Linked DNA regions of Homo sapiens: all the other regions are linked to region 3. A link is a contact called in ENCODE Hi-C data. All regions are on one chromosome and are shown on one strand. The core of a region is the stretch at or near the end of the contact, and the rest is flanking DNA. Distances in the headings are between cores, read along the strand shown.

Evidence for each region. A loop is a pair of places that touch in the nucleus more often than their neighbours do. Pooled maps may share reads with other maps.
Region 1: a loop to region 3 is called in a map with no recorded cell type, with 5 times the contacts of the local background. The contact joins two enhancer-like sites. A Hi-C loop is called at or near these places in 2 of 37 single-sample maps with no recorded cell type and 2 of 50 pooled maps.
Region 2: a map with no recorded cell type shows a loop between it and region 3 (8-fold over the local background). The contact joins two enhancer-like sites. A Hi-C loop is called at or near these places in 5 of 37 single-sample maps with no recorded cell type and 3 of 50 pooled maps.
Region 4: a loop to region 3 is called in a pooled map, with 3 times the contacts of the local background. The contact joins the promoter of SERPINE2 here to the enhancer-like site in region 3. A Hi-C loop is called at or near these places in 1 of 168 maps with a recorded cell type or tissue (naive thymus-derived CD4-positive, alpha-beta T cell), 1 of 37 single-sample maps with no recorded cell type and 6 of 50 pooled maps.
Region 5: a loop to region 3 is called in a map with no recorded cell type, with 5 times the contacts of the local background. The contact joins two enhancer-like sites. A Hi-C loop is called at or near these places in 2 of 37 single-sample maps with no recorded cell type and 4 of 50 pooled maps.

The regions. Positions count from the first base shown.
Region 1 is chr2:224,969,123-224,972,870 of GRCh38, forward strand. The region is part of intron 1 of DOCK10 (dedicator of cytokinesis 10); the gene reads right to left. Among named protein-coding and RNA genes, the nearest start is that of MIR4439, 40 kb to the right of the region's middle. Within about 2 kb of position 2,194, at least 5 of the 41 ENCODE cell types and tissues checked have a DNase peak (open chromatin) inside an H3K27ac peak, as active enhancers do.
Region 2 is chr2:224,884,531-224,888,120 of GRCh38, forward strand. It overlaps DOCK10 (dedicator of cytokinesis 10), which reads right to left. Exons shown (of 56, transcript NM_014689.3): 5 at 1,929-2,001; 6 at 1,533-1,655; 7 at 1,141-1,275. Among named protein-coding and RNA genes, the nearest start is that of MIR4439, 120 kb to the right of the region's middle. RefSeq lists an enhancer at 1,643-1,692. Within about 2 kb of position 1,786, at least 4 of the 41 ENCODE cell types and tissues checked have a DNase peak (open chromatin) inside an H3K27ac peak, as active enhancers do.
Region 3 is chr2:224,519,909-224,523,608 of GRCh38, forward strand. All of the region lies in intron 3 of CUL3 (cullin 3), which reads right to left. Among named protein-coding and RNA genes, the nearest start is that of CUL3, 64 kb to the right of the region's middle. RefSeq lists a silencer at 1,750-1,819. Within about 2 kb of position 1,528, at least 5 of the 41 ENCODE cell types and tissues checked have a DNase peak (open chromatin) inside an H3K27ac peak, as active enhancers do.
Region 4 is chr2:224,037,425-224,041,181 of GRCh38, forward strand. SERPINE2 (serpin family E member 2) reads right to left here and starts at 1,862. Exons shown (of 9, transcript NM_001136528.2): 1 at 1,675-1,862. It overlaps LOC124907991 (a long non-coding RNA gene), which reads left to right and starts at 1,978. Exons shown (of 2, transcript XR_007088103.1): 1 at 1,978-2,118. RefSeq lists a silencer at 2,028-2,322.
Region 5 is chr2:225,000,641-225,004,335 of GRCh38, forward strand. All of the region lies in intron 1 of DOCK10 (dedicator of cytokinesis 10), which reads right to left. Among named protein-coding and RNA genes, the nearest start is that of MIR4439, 8.1 kb to the right of the region's middle. Within about 2 kb of position 1,576, at least 6 of the 41 ENCODE cell types and tissues checked have a DNase peak (open chromatin) inside an H3K27ac peak, as active enhancers do.

The DNA of each region.
Region 1 (3,748 bases), core at 944-3,443, 450 kb after region 3:
TGCCAAGGAAGTGTTAAAAATGTGCACTTGTGTGAAGCAGCAGCAGTCCTCTCAAATGGGGGTACCAGATTTCTCTGGTTACTTTTTAACTCACTCAGTGATGATATCACTCCACAATCCTAACGTTTCTCCTTTCAATCTCCACCCTTAAGAAAGTCATCTAACGTCTTGGTGTTCTTTAATGACCTTAACCACATCTGTAGCGAACATCTTCTAAGAACAGATCTGAAAAGCTTCTGTAGGTGAACTTGGGTGATTCCAAAGGTCCTTACGGTTTTGTGATGAACACATATATGGTTCATCATTTCTTTTTGTTATAGTTGTGCAAAAAGAAGACGAATTTGTGATGAGACTTTTTATTCCCCACTTCTTTGCAAATGAGTCCTCCAGGGCTGTTCACTGGTTCATTTGCCTGGAGGTCAAAACAAAAGCCTCCGATGCCCATCATGCCAGCCCCTGAAGATGTGATACTACCCCAGTTCTATTAATCACAGATTTGCTATGCTTCACTCAATTTTCAGAGCTAAAAGGAAGAAATAGATGCATGTAATCTTTAACTTGAAACCCATCAGCATTCTTTTCAACAGCATGGGCAAAAATGAGACAAAATAGGATGGCCACTATGAAAGAACCAACATCTTTAAGGAAATAAAAACCAGAGTGGAGGATGACACAGACTGAAGTGTCACCTTTAGAGTGACAGAAAAGCAGGCCGGTTTTAAAGCAAACCTTTAAACAGTCCCCTTTAACAACCACAGGCCACTTTAGTTTCATGCTTAATTTCTTTCCCTGCTCGAGGAGCCTCTTCCTTGTCTACATCTCTCCTTGTCCTTGATCCCTTTCTCTGCCTTTTGGCTCACTCATTTCCCCCAGTGGCTTTCATTTGGGGAATATCATTGGGTTCACTGGCTTTTTCACTGAGTCGTCTTTTTGAGCAACTCTGTTCACCTGATGAGTGTTCTATTTAATATTCTAGTTTCCTTATTAGTGGAGAACTGAAGGGTAGTCATGTGTGTCAAAACGTCTCCCCAGAATTAATCCAATCTAATAAACAGTATGTTTCTACTTGTAGAAGTAATTACTTAAATTTCTATGATGCAGGTGGGCAGCAGGTATTTTCCTCATTTTACAGATTAAAAAGAGGTGCAGTCCCTCAGTGATCCAGGCACTGTGATCAGTGTTTTTACTCAGTTTTCATTTAGATCATCACCAACAGCTTTGTGAGGAATCCCCACCATGCTGCAAATAAGGACACTGAGGCTCAGGGAACTCAGGGAATTATCCGAAGTCCTACAGTTCTCAAAAGGCACAACAAGCCTGATATCAATACCCAGATTTTGTCATTATATGATTCTGTTTCTGTTCTAGCACGACATTTCCGGATTCAGACTTCTGCAACATGACAGAGATAGATGTCTGTTCCCAAAATAGAATTCTATAAACCCTTCAATCCGAAGAGATTACAACAAAGTGATTTTCCCTTTTTTTCTCTTTGTTGTCTCTGCCGTGGGACCCATGAGCCCCCACAGTTGCATTCTGTATCTCCACAGCATCTGTTCTGCTCATAGCTTTACTCTACAGATTAACTTGAACTCATTATCTCTGTATTTAATCCTTAAAGAAAAGTCAAAAAACTAGTTTGGAGCAAGAATCCCTATGACAGAATTGGCTTTCATCTCCAAATGGATTTATTCCTCTAAGATAACCAGAAACTGGATAGGATTTGCTATGCTATTGACATTACTTTGTATTTTGTAGCTAGCATCTATGTAGTTTCACTTAAAATTCTGCACATACCTTGGAACTATAGCTCATTATTTCTGGATTAAGAGGAGGAAATACCATGTAGTTAAAAAGAATGTGGGTCTCATCATTTTGAGACCTGAACAAATACCCTTGCTCTGCCAGCAACTTTGTAGAAGCTACAGATAAGTCAATTTACCTGTTTGGGCCTGGATTTCATCTTCCAGTGAGGCAGCTGGATTCTATAATATCAAATTTCTAACATTTTATTCTATATAATCTATATTAAAAACCCTGACTTTTAAAGAGAAGTACCATTTGAGCAGAATAATGCCACTGTATTATTGGATATTGAACAGAAAAATGCCACTGCAAGAGATCCCAGACCTGAGTCAACAGAGACACGGAGGGCAGGAAGGTGCAGTGGGAAGAGGGTGTGGTTGGGTTGCAAGAGGGGAGGGGAGGTGGGTGGAGTGAAAGAAGTGGGCATGGCCAGATTGCAGGTGAAGAGAGGAGAGGAGGTGGGTGGAATGGGAGGAATGGGCGCGGTTGCACTGTAGCAGGGTGTGAAGTGAAAGAGGTGGGTGTGGCTGGGCTTGCAGGGAAGGTGGCAGGTACACATTTGCCTAGGGCCACACCGGATGGGTGACTTTGGACAAATGCAGTAATAGCTACACCTCATAGTTCAATGCAGCCACCACTAGCCATAAGTGGCTATGAAGTCCTTGAAAGGTGGTTAGTGTGACAAAGAAACTAAATCTTTAATTTTACTTAATTTTATTTAACTTTGATTTAACTTTAAGAATTGATTATTTTATCTAGTAACTGGAAAACATTTAACTAGTTTTGGAGAAACTTTGGAATATGAATTTACTCTTTCAACTATAAATTTTATGAAATCTGAATACTGAACAAATATTTGTGATTAAAGATTTAGCATCCAAATTGAAATGTGTTATATGTATAAATGTACACCACATTTTGAAGATTTGGCGTGAAAAAAACTATGAAGTATTGTAATAATTTTTATATTGATTACATGCCAACATAATAATAGTTTGGATATATAGGTTTAAAGAAAATATATTATTAAAACTAACTTAATATGCTTTTTTTCTTTTTCAAATATGGCCCCTAGAAAATTCAAAATTACATATGTGGCTTATGTTATATTTCAATTGGTCAGAGCTACTCCGTGTGCTTTAATTTCTTCCTTAACTATATTGGAACAAAAATCACAATATCCTTCAGAGGGACTGTGGCAACAAATAAAGAATACTGTGCAAAGTTTGTAGCAAAGTGACTATCAGAATTGGAAGTGCTCAGCAAAGAACTATTATTTTTGGACATTATTTCCATGTTCACTTCCTCCAATTATTCATAAAGCAGAATTTTAAGGTAATCTGTGGGTTACTCAGTTCTCATAAAGTGTATGAAAGCAAAGAAGGCCCTTGATTACCCAGTGACCAATATTAAGGATGCAGATAATCTACCAAATGAATCCATATTCTTTCCACCTAACAGATTCCTACTTTCTACCTTTATGACCCATAAGATATGGCTTGCATTCATTCATTCATCAAACCTTTGATTGAGTACCTATTGGTAGAAGAATCAAGATGCTGTAATTTTGCATTCTTAAGTTTCTTAATGATTACAAATCTGTAATAAAAAATCTACTCACAATTAAAAACACTGAGATAACTTTAAAATTACAAATGAGATACAATCTATTCTCCATCTCTAAATTAGTAAGTTCAGTTGTACCTACTGAACTTAAAATGCATTCTCTCTCACCTGATTTTCGACTTTTCTTTATGATTGTGGTGGTTTTAAATCCTAAACATTCAAGCTTTTGTTCCTTATAATTTTTAAATTTGGCACAATTTGAGAATGACAAAGTTGAAATTAAATGGTTAATTTCAGTTGTATTAAAGGCTGCAACATTCCTTTAATAAATGATGAAAGGAAAACAGAAGAAACTGAAAGTTAAATTTCGGAAAAC
Region 2 (3,590 bases), core at 536-3,035, 360 kb after region 3:
TAGGAAGCAGCGATTCGAAAGCCAAATGTCCAAATGGGGTCTATGGAATTATTCTGCTTCCCTTTGCCACAGTGGCCCGTGCTGAATTTCATACTAAGGACAATAATTTGAAGACCAAGAGCTTATAGAGAACATTATTTGTTAAAAGCACTATGTCTGCTTCTGAAATTAGACTCTCTGGAATCAGTGGAATCCTTGTCTTTGAAGACAGCCACCTCTTAGAAGAAAGATGCTGCATATGTACACTGTCAACTTACTCTATCATTATTACTTAATTATAAAATAACATATTTGAAGTGCGTATGTTAATACCATGTCATTTGCATATTATTTTACTGAATTTCATTATCTCAGGGGTTCTCTACATGGCAGCAAACATGGGTGCTAATTATCTGCTTGTCTTTGAATATCTGAGACTTGCCCCTGCCGCAGGGCCTTTGAACTTGCTGCCTTTGCTTATTCTTTTTTTGTTGTTTGTTTGTTTTTTGAGACAGAGTCTCTCTCTGTCACCCAGTCTGGAGTGCAGTGGCACGATCTCGGCTCACTGCAACCTCCGCCTCCTGGGTTCAAGTGATTCTCCTGCCTTAGCCTCCCCAGTAGCTGGGATTACAGGCCTGTGCCACCGCATCTGGCTAATTTTTGTATTTTTAGTAGAGATGGGGTTTCACCATGTTGGCCTAGCTAGTCTCCAACTCCTGACCTCAAGTGATCCACCCGCCTTGGCCTCCCAAAGTGTTGGGATTACAGGTGTGAGCCCCTGCGCCTGGCCCTCTGCTCATTCTTTGGTCTGTAGATCAAATGATCTCTCTTCAAAAATGCTCTTCTCCCTTATTGAGTATTAATATTCCTTTTCAACCTCACCACTCTTCTGTCTCCCTTTTGTTTCTCTGTTTATTTTCTTTATTGAAAAATTTACCAGCTGATTCCATTCTGCTTATTCATGTCTTTGCTTAATTCCTGTTTTTCTTTCTCTCTGGAAAGTAAGATTTGTGAAAGTAGAGATCCAGGCTGCCTTGTTTTTCACAGAATTCTTAGAATCTAGAGCAGCTCTTGGCTCATATCAGATACTCCATGAATATTTGTTAAATATACTTTTCAAATAAAAAAAAATCCCAAGGAGGAAAAGGGATGTCTACTCACCTGCACCACTCCTGTACAGGAATCCAAAAAGATGCATCCTTTGGGTTCTTTGGATATTTTCTCATCTTTGTAAAAGTTCATAATGTAGGAGTTATCTGGTAACTGAGTCAGCTGGAAGTAGCGCTTTTTGAATGACTAAATAAAGGAAAAGATATAAGGAGATATTCAAATTGTAATGTGCTATTACTCATAGAAATTAGAATTATTCTAATTCCTTCAGGAGTGCTATATTTCTAGGACATTTTTCTAGAGAAGAGCATCCTACTTCCTCATAAATAAAATATTATATGAAACATAAACTCAATGCAAATGGCTCTCTTCTGTGCTGTGACCAGAGGAGGGAGTGTTAAGAAGGGTGACAGAGATAAAGATGAGTCTTGATATCTCCTTACCCGAACAGTAACGGTGTTGTTCACGGTGCTGTTAAAATTCCCCTTGTAGAGCCAGCCGGACTTGAAAACACCAGTTCCTCCCGCTCCTCCACCCCCCTTGGAAGACGAGTGGGAAGTGGTATCCTGTAGGAAAGGCATAGTAGCATGACAGCCATCTTTTGTGGATCCTAGATCCTAGACACTGCATTTAAAAAAGAGACTCCTCTTCCTCTCTTTGACTCATCTTAAATAAGCATGTTCAATTTCAAAACAAACGTGACTCATTTTGACTAAAAGCCCTACCACCAACAGCTACTACAGCTTACAACAAACCGGTCAGAACTCGAAACTTTCAGTGCAAGACAGAAACTAATTATCCTCATGTTTTAAACATCTCACTTTCAACTATTTACTTACTTCATCCTTATCAGCATCTTCATGGTCAATCTCAAAGGAATGTGAAGGAAGCTTCTCTGGTTTGTATTCTGCTCTGATATTAAAAAAAAAAAAAGATTCTGATTTGTCATTGGAGACAGCTTTCATTTTAAGTTGCTCCCCAGGTAACAATAACAACTATGGTGCTGGTGTTCTTACAAATTTCTGTAAAATAATGTAATCTTTTGAGTGTCTCATTTCCTTTGAAAGTATTAACTTTCCTCTGCCATGATATCTTATCTCCAGTATATAAATCTCTATTTTAAACCATGGAGTTACTAATTATATATATATATTTGAGACAGTCTCACTCTGTCGCTCAGGCTAAAGTGCAGTGGCATGATCTCGGCTCACTGCAACCTCCACCTCCCGGGTTGAAGCGATTCTCATGCTGCATGCAGCACCCCCAACACCCCCCCAAGTAGTACCTGGGATTACAGGCATGTACCACCATTTTTGTATTTTTTGTGGGGATGGGGTTTTGTGATGTTGGTCAGGCTGGTCTTGAACTCCTGGCCTCAAACTATCCTCCCACCTCAGTCTCCCAAAGTGCTGGAATTATAGGCATGAGCCACTGGCGTTTGGCCTTCTAATTACATAAACTTACACATATCTTTTTGAGTTAGATGTAGGCAAGCAGGACAATTTGAAAGGTTGGGGAGTTTCTATTTTCCTTCCCCCACATTTGTAGGTGGAATCACTACTTAATAAGTAGTGATATTTTCATTGTCATTTCTGTGTCATCTGTATGTGACATACTCAAGGGTACACAGTAGTCACTGGAAGAGCCCCAGCCCTGAAGAACCATGACCCTGAGAACCAGTCTGTACTGTGGCCACTAGGCTGTGTTGCTCCCTAACCATGGCCTCCTCAAAAATGTGCACCAAAGGGACTGGTAGCAATTACACTTACTTTGTGCATTTCCATGGTATCCTAGAAATGCCTATTCAAGTTGCAACATCTCCGACCAGCTCAGAGAAACAAGAGTGTGCATCTGGTTTTATAAATGGAAAATAAACCACAAATAAGTTTTCTTTGGCTTGATTCTATCTCATAACTAATGGTTGAATGGAAACCAGACAATACCATCCAAAGTATGGGCATTTCTTGATGTCTAGCTGTTTGGCCCCCTTTACTATATAAACTCCCATGTATAAAAATTTCATGGGATGTTTTTCTTTTTTAAAGTAAATTTTATTGGATATGCTTGAGGTTTACAACATGGTGGTATGGGAGGGATACATGTAGATAGTAAAATGGTATTATAGTGAAGCAAATTAACATAACTATCATCTCAATAGTTACTTTTTTGTAATAAGAGCAGTAAAATCTACTGATTTAAGCAAAATCACTAATGCAATCTGATTTCACTAACTTTAGTCCTCTTGTTGTACATTAGCTCTCTAGACTTCATCCTGCACATGTGCTACTTTGCATCAGTTCATTGACTTCTCCCTGTTTCCTCTCACCCCTGGTAACTGTTGGTGAGAATGTAGATTGCTACAAGCATTATGGGAAACAGTATGGAGGTTTCTAAGTAAATTAAAAATAGAACTAGCATATGACCCAGCAATTCCTCCTCTGGGTATATATTTGAAGGAGATAAAGTCGCCAGCTTATAAAGATATCTGCACTCCCATCATC
Region 3 (3,700 bases), core at 278-2,777:
AAGATTTTAAAAATCATTCCAAAAGAGAAAAAAAAAAAATTAAAGACTGATTTTAAAATGTCTTAATCCCAGGCTTTGACCAAAATGTAGTGACCAAAATGTAGTATGAGTTTGACATTAGTCACTTATCTACTAAAGAGACCTTAGCAGAGATAGAAAGTTGGTGGCTTTTTCTACTTGCCTTTTTAAAGCCAAAAACAGGCATTTTAAATATAAAATGTTCTGAAAAACATGTTCGAAAGCCTAATGTGAGTCAAGCATTATGTTTACATAAAGGGATGTGAGTTTCATCACCACAGAGATAAACCACATTTTAAATCTCTATTTACAGTTCTCTCTCAAGGGTTGCTATTCCTTGGCCAAGCAGGCCTGCAATGAGCAAAAACTTTCACAAGCTAGGTGGACCTGTGGTGAGAGACAGGAGCCAATGGTGGGGACCCACCTCATGCCCCCCTTTTCACAGCTGGTTCTGCATCTGACTTCATCCATACAGTAAGCTTGATAAACCAACTTCATTTGTAACATAAGCACTTCATTTGTAACATAACATCTATCTCACAATGCTATTCCACTCATTTCCACTTCTAGTCCTGAAAATAAATAGCTTTTAAGACCAACTTCCCTGCCAACAACTATAAAGGCTGGATAAAAAAATACAAAAGCACCACCAGTTTTAAAACATCAACTAGGACAGGCAGGTCTCCAGGAGTTGGACTGGAGAGAGATGGAGTCTTTCTAAGCCACAAGAAAAGGAAAGCTCAACCAGGTGACCTCCATGGAAAACTCCTGCAAATGCTTACTCAAGACCTAGGGCTCTTTGCATGCCCAGAAGACACGAGGACACCAACAAACAAAATGCTTGGCCCTACAAGACCACAGATATTACTACTTCCACCATCTTGGCAAAGATGTGCCTCTTCCTCTTCACCCTACCAACATATCTAAATAGTTAAATGATGTATAAGAAATCAAATTCAGCACATAAAAGTATGCTCAAAGGTGTCAAGACACACAATGCAAAAATACAGTTCCTATTGAAGCTAAACCTATGCAAAGTCAAGGGGTGTCTCTTAAAGTGCGCTAAATAGTTTCATTACTCAGGGAGTGGCATTACAAACAAATCAAATAAAAAGTTAAAATAAAAACAAATGTGAAAATTAAGTCCAAAAAACAACTTAACTCTTACTACTTAATTTACCTGCAAGAAAAAGTTTAGTAAATATTTTTAATAGTCATTATGTTACAGAAAAGCAAGCTAGGATAAATGGGTTCTAGGCAAAATCAATGGTGCACCCAAGGAAAGAAACAACTTAAAAATTGTTATTTTATCATTCCTATCTAATGTTTCATTTGTAACTATGAGTAAACAGGTGTTTGAGAACAAATTCTAAAACTAACCTTTGGGTCACATTCAACTCTGAAAGCTTAGTATAAATATAAATACAAAAGTCCTCTGGTTCTATTACAAAGTTTAAGGGAGCTTTTAATAACATGTTTGCTTTAAAGTCCAGTAGTTTCATACTTCTTTTTTTTTTTTTTTGAGACAGAGTCTCGCTCTGTTGCCCAGGCTGGAGTGCAGTGGCACGATCTCGGTTCACTGCAACTTCCGCCTCCCAGGTTCAAGTGATCCTCCTGCCTCAGCCCCGCTAGTAGCTGGGATTACAGGTATGTGCCACCATGCCCGGCTAATTTTTGTATTTTCAGTAGAGTTGGGGTTTCACCATGTTGGGCCAGGCTGGTCTCTAACTCCTGACCCGCCTCGGCCTCTCAAAGTAGTTCAGTACTTTTACTACTACTCCTAATAGACCAAGGATAGTTATTTATTAGTACTTATTCATCTATCCTCTGCCTGGTCCCACATATGGCCAGCAGTAGCTATTTATTTAGGAAAAAAAAAAAAGGTTTAACAATGTGTGAATTGCTGTGAAAGTTGGTCTTTTAAGCTAACTGTCAAGCTGGTTAATCAAACTCTTAAATAGTTCTTCTTTCAGTTTCTTATCCTCATACTAAGAACATCTGTAACTGTTTTTGTCTACTACTGTAAAAGAGAATACGAAAAGACAAATGTAAACAGGGTTAAAAAAATCTTTATAAATATTAAATACTTATTCTGCTAGTAAGCTAGAGATAAACCCTGAAAAGTTAAACTCACATTTAAAATTAAAAAAAAAAAAAAAAGAGGCAAATAACTCTATGACAAGTCTGTCAGAACATGTTAGAACTTGCCTTACCAAATTTAATCACTAAGGTAATCCTCTATTAACAAGTAATAAAATATTTTCAGAGTTCACTTTCAAATCATGAAATAAATACAGATTTAAAAAGGTTTAACACAATGAAGACAGAAATAGAAAAATTTTAAATGAGCAGAAAAGTAGTAAAAAGTTTCTACTGCAGAATCATAGTGGGGGAAAAAAAGTCTAATTATAATTAGATCGAAGTTTAAAGAACTTTCTCAATACTTTCCATGATACCAGTAACTGACTACACTTCTAAAACAGCACCAGTAACATATGAATTAGTAAATTGTACAGATAAACATTTCTAGATATAAAAATATTACTGATAAATTTGGTAGAGAAGCATATGATATGGTGTCAAAAAACCTGGTGGACTTAGCCACTACTAAAAAGCTCAGAGTTTCCACCACAGTAAAAATTTTCTTAAAATCTTTCTTGGGAGGCCGAGGCGGGCGGATCATGAGGTCAGGAGATCGAGACCATCCTGGCTAACACAGTGAAACCCCATCTCTACTAAAAAATACAAAAAAATTAGCCAGGCGTGGTGGCGGGAGCCTGTAGCCCAGCTACTTGGGAGGCTGAGGCAGGAGAATGATATGAACCCGGGAGGCGGAGCTTGCAGTGAGTCAAGATCCTGCCACTGCACTCCAGCCTGGGTGACAGCGTGAGACACCGTCTCAAAAAAACAATCCTTCTCAGGGGTCTGAAAAATTTTAACAAGAAAAACACAGTTGTGAAAATTTTTTATTTAAAAATAATTTCCATTTAAGAATTGTCTACCAAGATATTGGACAAATCAAACCCATGTTTCTCTAAAGTTGTGTAAACTGCAATAAATCATAAAATAAAAACACTGTTCTCTACTTCAAATTTAATAATCTAGAGGTCAGAGGGAAAAAAAACAGTTAATCACACTTTGAGGTCTTAGAGCAATGAATTTATAAGACTATCTTTCAGGAAAGAAGACCTGTATTAGAGAAGCAATACAATTCAGTGGTTAAGAGCACTGATTCAAGAACCAAATAGCCTCTGTTTCAGTCTTGTCTGCCATTTACTAGGTGTGACCTTAGTATCTGTCTCAGTTGCCTCATCTGTAAAATAACATCTACCTCAAAATGTTATTCCACCTTTAGTACTGAAAGAAAAGCTTTTGTAAGACCAACGCCCCTGGAAGAACAACTATAAAAGCTGGATGAAAATAAAAAACTACCACCTCATACCCATTAGAAGAGTTACTATAAAAAAAAAAAACACAAAACACAAAATAACAAGTTTTGACAAGAATGTGGAAAAATTAGAGCTCTCGTGCACTGTTGGTGGAAACCTAAGATAGTATAGCTGCTGTGGAAAGCAATATAGCAGTTCCTCAAAAATTACAAAAACAATTAACATAGGATCCACTAATTCCACTTCTGGGTATACACCCAAAAGAAATGAAAGCACATCTTGAAGAGGTATTT
Region 4 (3,757 bases), core at 612-3,111, 480 kb before region 3:
CAAGAGAGGGCAAGACTTGGAGGTACTTAGAGGACTTGGTAGCTGGAGTACATGGAAGACACTGGATTTGAGACAGTCAAGGAAGTGCGCATCTAGAGCGTCCCCCACATGGACTTTAGGTCTAGAGGAGGAGAAATAGCCCAAGAGCCAAAGTCCCCATGCGATGGGAAAAGAACTGGCTGGAAGAGGACAGCAAGGCTGAGATGCACCCAGGGACGTGGCCAGGTCACCACCTCATTTCCAACTCTACCACCTCAAACAATCTCTGACTGGTATTTAATCACCCTTGTGTGGAAGTGAAAATTAGCTTTTTTTGGAGACAGTACTTTTAAAATTAAACTAATATGAAGTTCATGGGACACGGAAATTTTCTGCATAGATTCATTTTTGTTTTTAGAATAAAATACGATGACATTTTCATGACCTTCAGTAATTGCCCTGCATGGTACGATATTTTCAAACATTATTTTAACAAAGAATCAAAATTTGGGGGTTAAAAGAAACCTTAGATTACTCAGGTTAGTACCTTCATTTGCATAGCCAAAAATTTTTCTATTGAAATACTGCAAATAGCAAATAAGTACTGATTTAGACCTTCAGATAGTGTTGAAACTGTCTTCAATTTTCGAAGTGTGGTTTAGGATATACAAATTAGCAATGTTGACAATTCTTCCAGTTATCTGTGCTCAAGTTTTGATATAAAATCTTCAAAGTACACAATTATCACATATATTGTTCCACAACAATTCAGACAAATAAACGGCTTCTTGGCTTGAAAGAGGAAGTCACACCTTCGAACACCTTTTTATGCTGATGCTAAATATAAGAACGTCCCCTGCAAAGTAGCCAAAGCAAGACAGCAGCATTCGAGATTTCTCCAGAGACACACACACAAAGAATGTGTTTCGTTCATTAAAACACTAAAACCTTCAACAGCATCTTCCATAATACCTGAAGGTGGAGTGCTGTCTTATGTAATAGAAGCCTTCCTTCCCCGCTCAGTTTGTGGACACATTAAATGCCTAATTCCTTCCAGAATTTCTGAGTACCGTACTTTCATTTTACCTGCAGTCACTCATCCGCCTCGCAACTCCCGTTTCTACAGATGATGAAAATAGCAAAGACCTGCTCGCTCGGGTTAAATCGGCTGCCAGAGGCCAAGTTAAAGGCTTTCCCCACACCGCGCGTCACCTCCCTCTGCCCAGGCAGAGGTAACAAGTAAGAGTGCGCCAGTCTCTCCCCATCCGGCGGCGCGCAGCCTAAGTCCGGGGTAGGGGTTGCCGGCGAGCAGCTGGAAACCTCAGGTTCAGGGTCAGGGCCGGCTCGGATGGCCGGGCAGGAGCCACGCCGGCCCCGGTGCTCCCAGCTGCGGGTATCACTGGACGCCACCCCGGGGCGGCCCCGCCTTGCCCTGCCCGGGTCCCGCTCGGGGCTCCCGGCGGGCGGGACCGGGATGCCCGGCGAGCACCCAGCCCCGGCCAAGGCGGCCCGCGGGAGGCTGAGAAAGTTCTCTGCTCCCCGACGTCGGCGCCCCAGGGTCCCGCTGGCCCCGCAGCTTCCCGGCCGGGCGCAAGGTCAGGGAGCAGGGCCGGTGGCGCGCGGAGCCCCGGGGAGCGTCCCCCGCCGAGGGCAGCGCCGGCCGCGCCCGGGACTCACCGCGCAGCCTGTACTCACCGCGCTCGCTGGATCCCCAGGGGGCGGCCGCGGAGGGCGGTGCGGCCGCAACCGGAGCGGGAGCCTGGTCTCGGCGGCGCGGGGAGTCGGAGGACGCAGCCAAGCGGCGGCGGCGAGGAGGGTCACAGCCGGAAAGAGGCAGCGGTGGCGCCTGCAGACGCCGCGCAGCCCGGGCAGCCCCACAGCGCAAGCTGGCTGCCGCGGCGGCGGGGGCTTTATCGGCGGCGCCGCGCGGGCCCCCGCCCCTTCCTGCCGCCCCCGCCCCCGGCCCGCCTTGCCCCGCCTTCCCGCCGCCTCCTTTGTGTGGCCGCGGGCCGCAGCGTCCCCGCGCCCGGCCTCCAGGACGCCCCCTCTCCGCCTGCGACTTCTCGGATGCCGCCCCGCCAGGGGTCCGTGTCGTGGGGCTGCGCCCGGAACGCGCCGGGGAGACGCGCAGACCCCGAGGTGCGGCGCCAGCCCGGGCCCAGCTGCACGTGGGTCTCCCGGATGGGGGTGTGTGAGGTGGCGGGGGGAATACCAGGGCTCGTACCGCGTCCCTGAGACGCAGGGCATGTCGTCTTGGCTGCCCCCTGGAAGAGACAGAGGGCGCCCTGAGACAGCGCTCAGTCCTCCGGGTGATGGGGAAACGGTGCCAGGACGCGGCCGGGAAGGGGCAGATAACCCCTCGAGGCGTTTTGCAGGGTGTCCTAGAGCTGACTTCTCCCTGCCTAGGGGACAGAGGAACGGCGGCAAGTCGCCTTAGGCAAATACAGACGAGGGGAACCAGAAAACTGGATTCCCGGCTATGGTGATAGCATGAGGTACCCGCAGCGTCCTGGGAACCCAGCCCTTCTCAGCCGGTAACCACTGCTGCTGGGACCCGGTGCGCGATAGACAGGCACATACCCCAGGGGCCTGCAACAAATGACCGTCCCGCTCCGGGCTCTGTTACCTGGACCTCTCTTAGTTGGTTCCTCCTTTGCCTCTAGTTAGGTTTCTGGGGACCCAAGGACCCAACTTTAATGACAGTAATTTATGTAGCCGTTAGTGTAGAATCGTCGCTAGCAGGCAGACGGCCCCAACAGCGAGGAAGAAATGTAAATCTCCCTATACACAGCCCTGGATTAAGGGTACAGCTACTGATGAGAGCCACTTGGAAGATCAGCCTGCAGTCACCCCTTGGCATGCAGGTGGCCGTGCCAGAGTGTGCACGTGTGTGTTGGGGAAGGGGTTGCTCTGAAAAGTGTAAAATCTGGACCAGCCTAAGGGTGTTCTCAGTCTCTCATAGAGGGAAACAGGCTATGGGAGGCTTGGTCCTAAAATAAGGAGCAAACAGTCTACAAAAATGAGCATCTGTTTAATTATTTTACAGTCATACCAAATATTTATATTCAGTTACAGGGTAACTTTCTTATTCTCTGTGCCTGAAATGCTTTTTGTCCCAGGATCTTCTATGTTGTCTGCATCCTTACACTTGAGGTCACAACTCAAATGTCCTCTCCCCTAGGAAGCCTCCCCTGACCACTTGAGATAAAGTCACTTTATCCCCTCTAACCTATGACTTCCTTCATAACCCTCATCATGAATTGATTTTTTTTTTACCTTGTTTCTTGCTAGTTTTCTTCTACTCTCTCTCATTGGAATATACTCCCAGAGACCAGGGAAGAGAAACTAATTTCAATATTGTTTCCAACTCACTCTATCCCTAGTGCCTAGAGCCATACCACACATATAGCAGTTACTCAATAAATTTTGTTGACGAGTGGATGAACTACTAGCCAAGTGACTTTTAGACATGCTAAGAACTGTTTCAGTGACAGTATTGTGCTTGGTCCAGTCAGGGCGGTGTGGGCTGGAGCTGGGAACAATTCAAAGGAGGGGGGAAAGCCCACAGGTGTGAATGAGCTCGTTCAGTGTGTTTGAAAAGCTGGGAGTATCCTCTTCCAGATGGAAGGGAGTCATTCAAGAAACTACTGGAGAAATAACTGGGAAATGTGGGTGAAGCCAGATTATTATGAAAATGTGCCAGAATCCCTGCATCCATTTCTGTCTCAATCACATTTCTAAATTAAAATTTGTAATAGAGGTAATTGTAGGCTGGCAT
Region 5 (3,695 bases), core at 326-2,825, 480 kb after region 3:
GTCTTTCCCTCAGAGAAAGGTTGCCCGAAACAGGTCATAGGCTACTACTAGAAAGAAAATCAGGCCGGGTGGCTCATGCCTGTAATCCCAGCACTTTGGGAGCCTGAGACAGGAGAATCACTTGGAGTCAGGAGTTCGAGACCAGTCTGGCCTGGTGAAACCTCGTCTGTACTAAAAATACAAAAATTAGCTGAGCATGGTGGCTTACGCCTGTAATCCCAGCTACTCGGGAGGCTGAGGCAGGAGGATCGCTTGAACTGAGGACGCAGAGGTTGCAGTGAGCCGAGATCGTGCCACTGCACTGTAGCCTAGGCAAGAGTGAGACTCCATCTCAAAAAGAAAAAAAATTAATCACTAGAAGCTATTGTGTTAATCTGGCTAATGATGTGTTAATTGGAGTTAAACTATGAAGTGGCTTAGTGCTGTTTTGTGTCAACAGTGGGATGCCAAACATTATTATGGGCAGTGATATTTTATCAGTACTTTAAAGTGACTGGTTAGCTACTAATAGTAGAAATAGTAGCAGTAGTCTGGCCACATTCAGGGTATATGCATTTATCAGTAAGTACATAGATGAACTAGCAGGTAGGTGCTCGGGACTTTGGTAAGTCATGAATGAAAAGAGCTACACAACAATATACAACAGACCTTTTTTTTTTTTTTTTTTGAGACGGAGTCTCGCTCTGCCACCCAGGCTGGAGTGCAGTGGCTTGATCTCAGCTCACTGCAAGCTCCGCCTCCCGGGTTTACGCCATTCTCCTGCCTCAGCCTCCCAAGTAGCTGGGACTACAGGTGCCCGCCACCATGCCTGGCTAATTTTTGTGTATTTAGTAGAGATGGGGTTTTACCATGTTAGCCAGGATGGTCTTGATCTCCTGACCTTGTGATCCACCCGCCTCAGCCTCCCAAAGTGCTGGGATTACAGGTATGAGCCACTGTGCCTGGCCAGTATACAACAGACTTTCTATAATAGAGTTTTATTTGCAATACTGTGGAAGGGCAGTGTCTTAGTCCATGCAGGCTGCTATAATAAATACCATAACCTGGGTGGTTTATAAACAACAAAAATTAATTTCACACAGTTCTGGAGGCAGGAAGTCCATGATCGAGGCGTCGGCAGGTGTGGTGTCTGTGAGGGCCTGCCTCCTGGTTCACAGATGGCATCTCCTTGGTTTGTCCTCACATGGTAGGAGGAGCAAATGAGCTCCCTTGAGCCTGTTTCGTAAGGGCACTAATCCCACTCCTGAGGGCTCTGCCCTCATGACCTAACCATCTTCCATAAGGCCCCACCTCCTAATACCACCGTCTAAGGAGTTAGGATTTCAACATGTGAATCTGGGGGGAGATGGTAAGGCGACACACATAAGCAACCCATAGCCAAGAGAGAGGGAGCGTAATTCAGTCAGGGGGATTCCATATGGCTTCTCAGAGTCTAAGCTATTTGACCTGGGCCGTGAAGGATGAATAAATGACACTTGGGAGGAAAAGTGAGTTAGAGTATTTCAAATGTGAAAGGCTATGTGGCTCACGAAGGCATCTGACTTTTGAAGGCCGATACCACTTGTTTACCTGATGCTAAACTCTCCCTATATTAGCACTGCCCCCTGCTGTCCATTGTGAGAAGAGGTCTGAAAGGACAAATGCATCCTTTTTGCCATTTTGCCCTTTAAAAATGAACAGACTGTCATCCTCAATATCACTTATTTGTAGTATCATTTCTTCAAGTTTCCATTACCAAGTGGCATGCTGAATAAAAGCAGGCACAGACCAAGAACAGCAATGACAACACGGCTTTCTCAGTGAGTTTACATAGATGTAAGCCTGATTCCACCTCTTAGGGTCCTTTATTGATAGATAAGTCATACATTTCTTTGGCCTCAGTAGTTGAGATTTAGTCAGCTCTTCAGCTCTCTTTAACTGTTAACTGATGAGAATATTTGGAGACAGAAAATGTCTCAGTGACTCCTCATCATAGTGAGACAATGGCCACGCCATGCCACGAGGAGCTAGTTGCATGGGCAGGCAGGTGTAAACATCCACATATGCAGAAAGAAAAAAGCCAGCAGCTGGCATCTCGTCACCCACAGCTTCCAGAAACAGTCTGGAATGTTGTTGGATGCTCAACACTGCAGAATTGGTATGAACCACATCAGTGTGGTCTGTCTTGCATGATCGGGCAGGTGTAAACATCCACATATGCAGAAAGAAAAAAGCCAGCAGGTGGCATCTCGTCACCCACAGAATGTTGTTGGTCGCTCAACACTGCAGAACTGGTATGAACCACATCAGTGTGGTCTGTCTTGGGGCAGACAGCAAGAACCGAGAAATGACCAGGGTAAATTCTGAGAGTGACAAATTCCATCTCTATTTGAGAATGGGAAGGAATTTGAAGGTTACATTTTTATTTTTATTTTATTCTATTTTAGAGACAGGGTCTCACTTTATCACCAGGCTGGAGTGCAGTGGCATGATCTCAGCTCACTGCAGCTTCGACTTCCTGAGCTCAAGTGATGCTCCCACCTCAGCCTCCCGAGTAGCTGGGACTATGTGTGTACCACCACACCTGGCTAATGTTTGTATTTTTAGTAGAGGCAGGATTTCACCATGTTGCCCAGGCTGGTCTTGAACTCCTGGACTCAAGTATGCATCTGCCTCGGCTTCTCAAAGTGCTGGGATTACAGGTGTAAGCCACCGTGCCTGGCTGGAAGGTTACATTTTTCAGTTTGAGTTTTGGGTAAACATCCCCATGGAGATCCTAAGTTCACTGATGGTGGTGTGGGACCTTTTATGATTCCACTAGAATGCTGATCTTGGGAGTAGAATTCTCCTTAGAACCGTGGCTGATGCAACTCGAATCAGAAGAAAGACCCACAATCTGGAAATCCTGACACTTTCCTGAGTGTGTTGACTTCATGTTTGACTGAATGAACCTTTTGTTCAAAAAAGGCAAATCTAAAACACAGACATACGCTTCACTTCTTTTAGTTTCAAATTAAAAGTTTTATCTAATAGTAGTATTTGTTCAAAATTTTACAAGGTAACATTGTTGATGTTTCATTAGCATCCCTGATCCCTAATGGCCATCCTATCTCTTAAACCACAAGAAATATTGTCTCTTTAAAGTCCATAATGTGCATTTACACTGATAAAATAAGGCCAGTGACTCCCAAGCTGCTTTGGGGAAAGAGGCCATCTTTTCTCTGTGTGACTTGTTCAGTGGCAATTGGAGTTTTACATCTGCTCTACAGGTCCAATCATAATAGAGCTCACTGTTATGTTAAATGTAGTTAGGTCTATCAAAATGTTAATAAACATGATAATGACAAACTAAGGAGATAGTTATCATAAAATGATGATAACATTTCTTGACTGTGTCGTATGTGCTCAGCATTTTCTCGTTTCGTTTTGTCTGTGATGTAAGTATCATGATCATTCCTTGCAGTGGGTTGCAAAGTGGCTCCCCCAAAGATATGCCCATATCCCAATCACTGGAACTCATGAATGTGACCTTATTTGGAAAAAGGCTCTTTGCAGATGAGTTAAGCCTTTCAAGATGAAATCCTCTTGGATTATTTAAGCTGGCCGTAAATCCAATGAAAAGTGTTCTTATGAGATAGCAGAGGAAAAGACACAGAGAGAAAAGGAAGAAAAGGTGGGAAAGACATATGAAGACGAAGGCAGAGACTGGAGTTGTG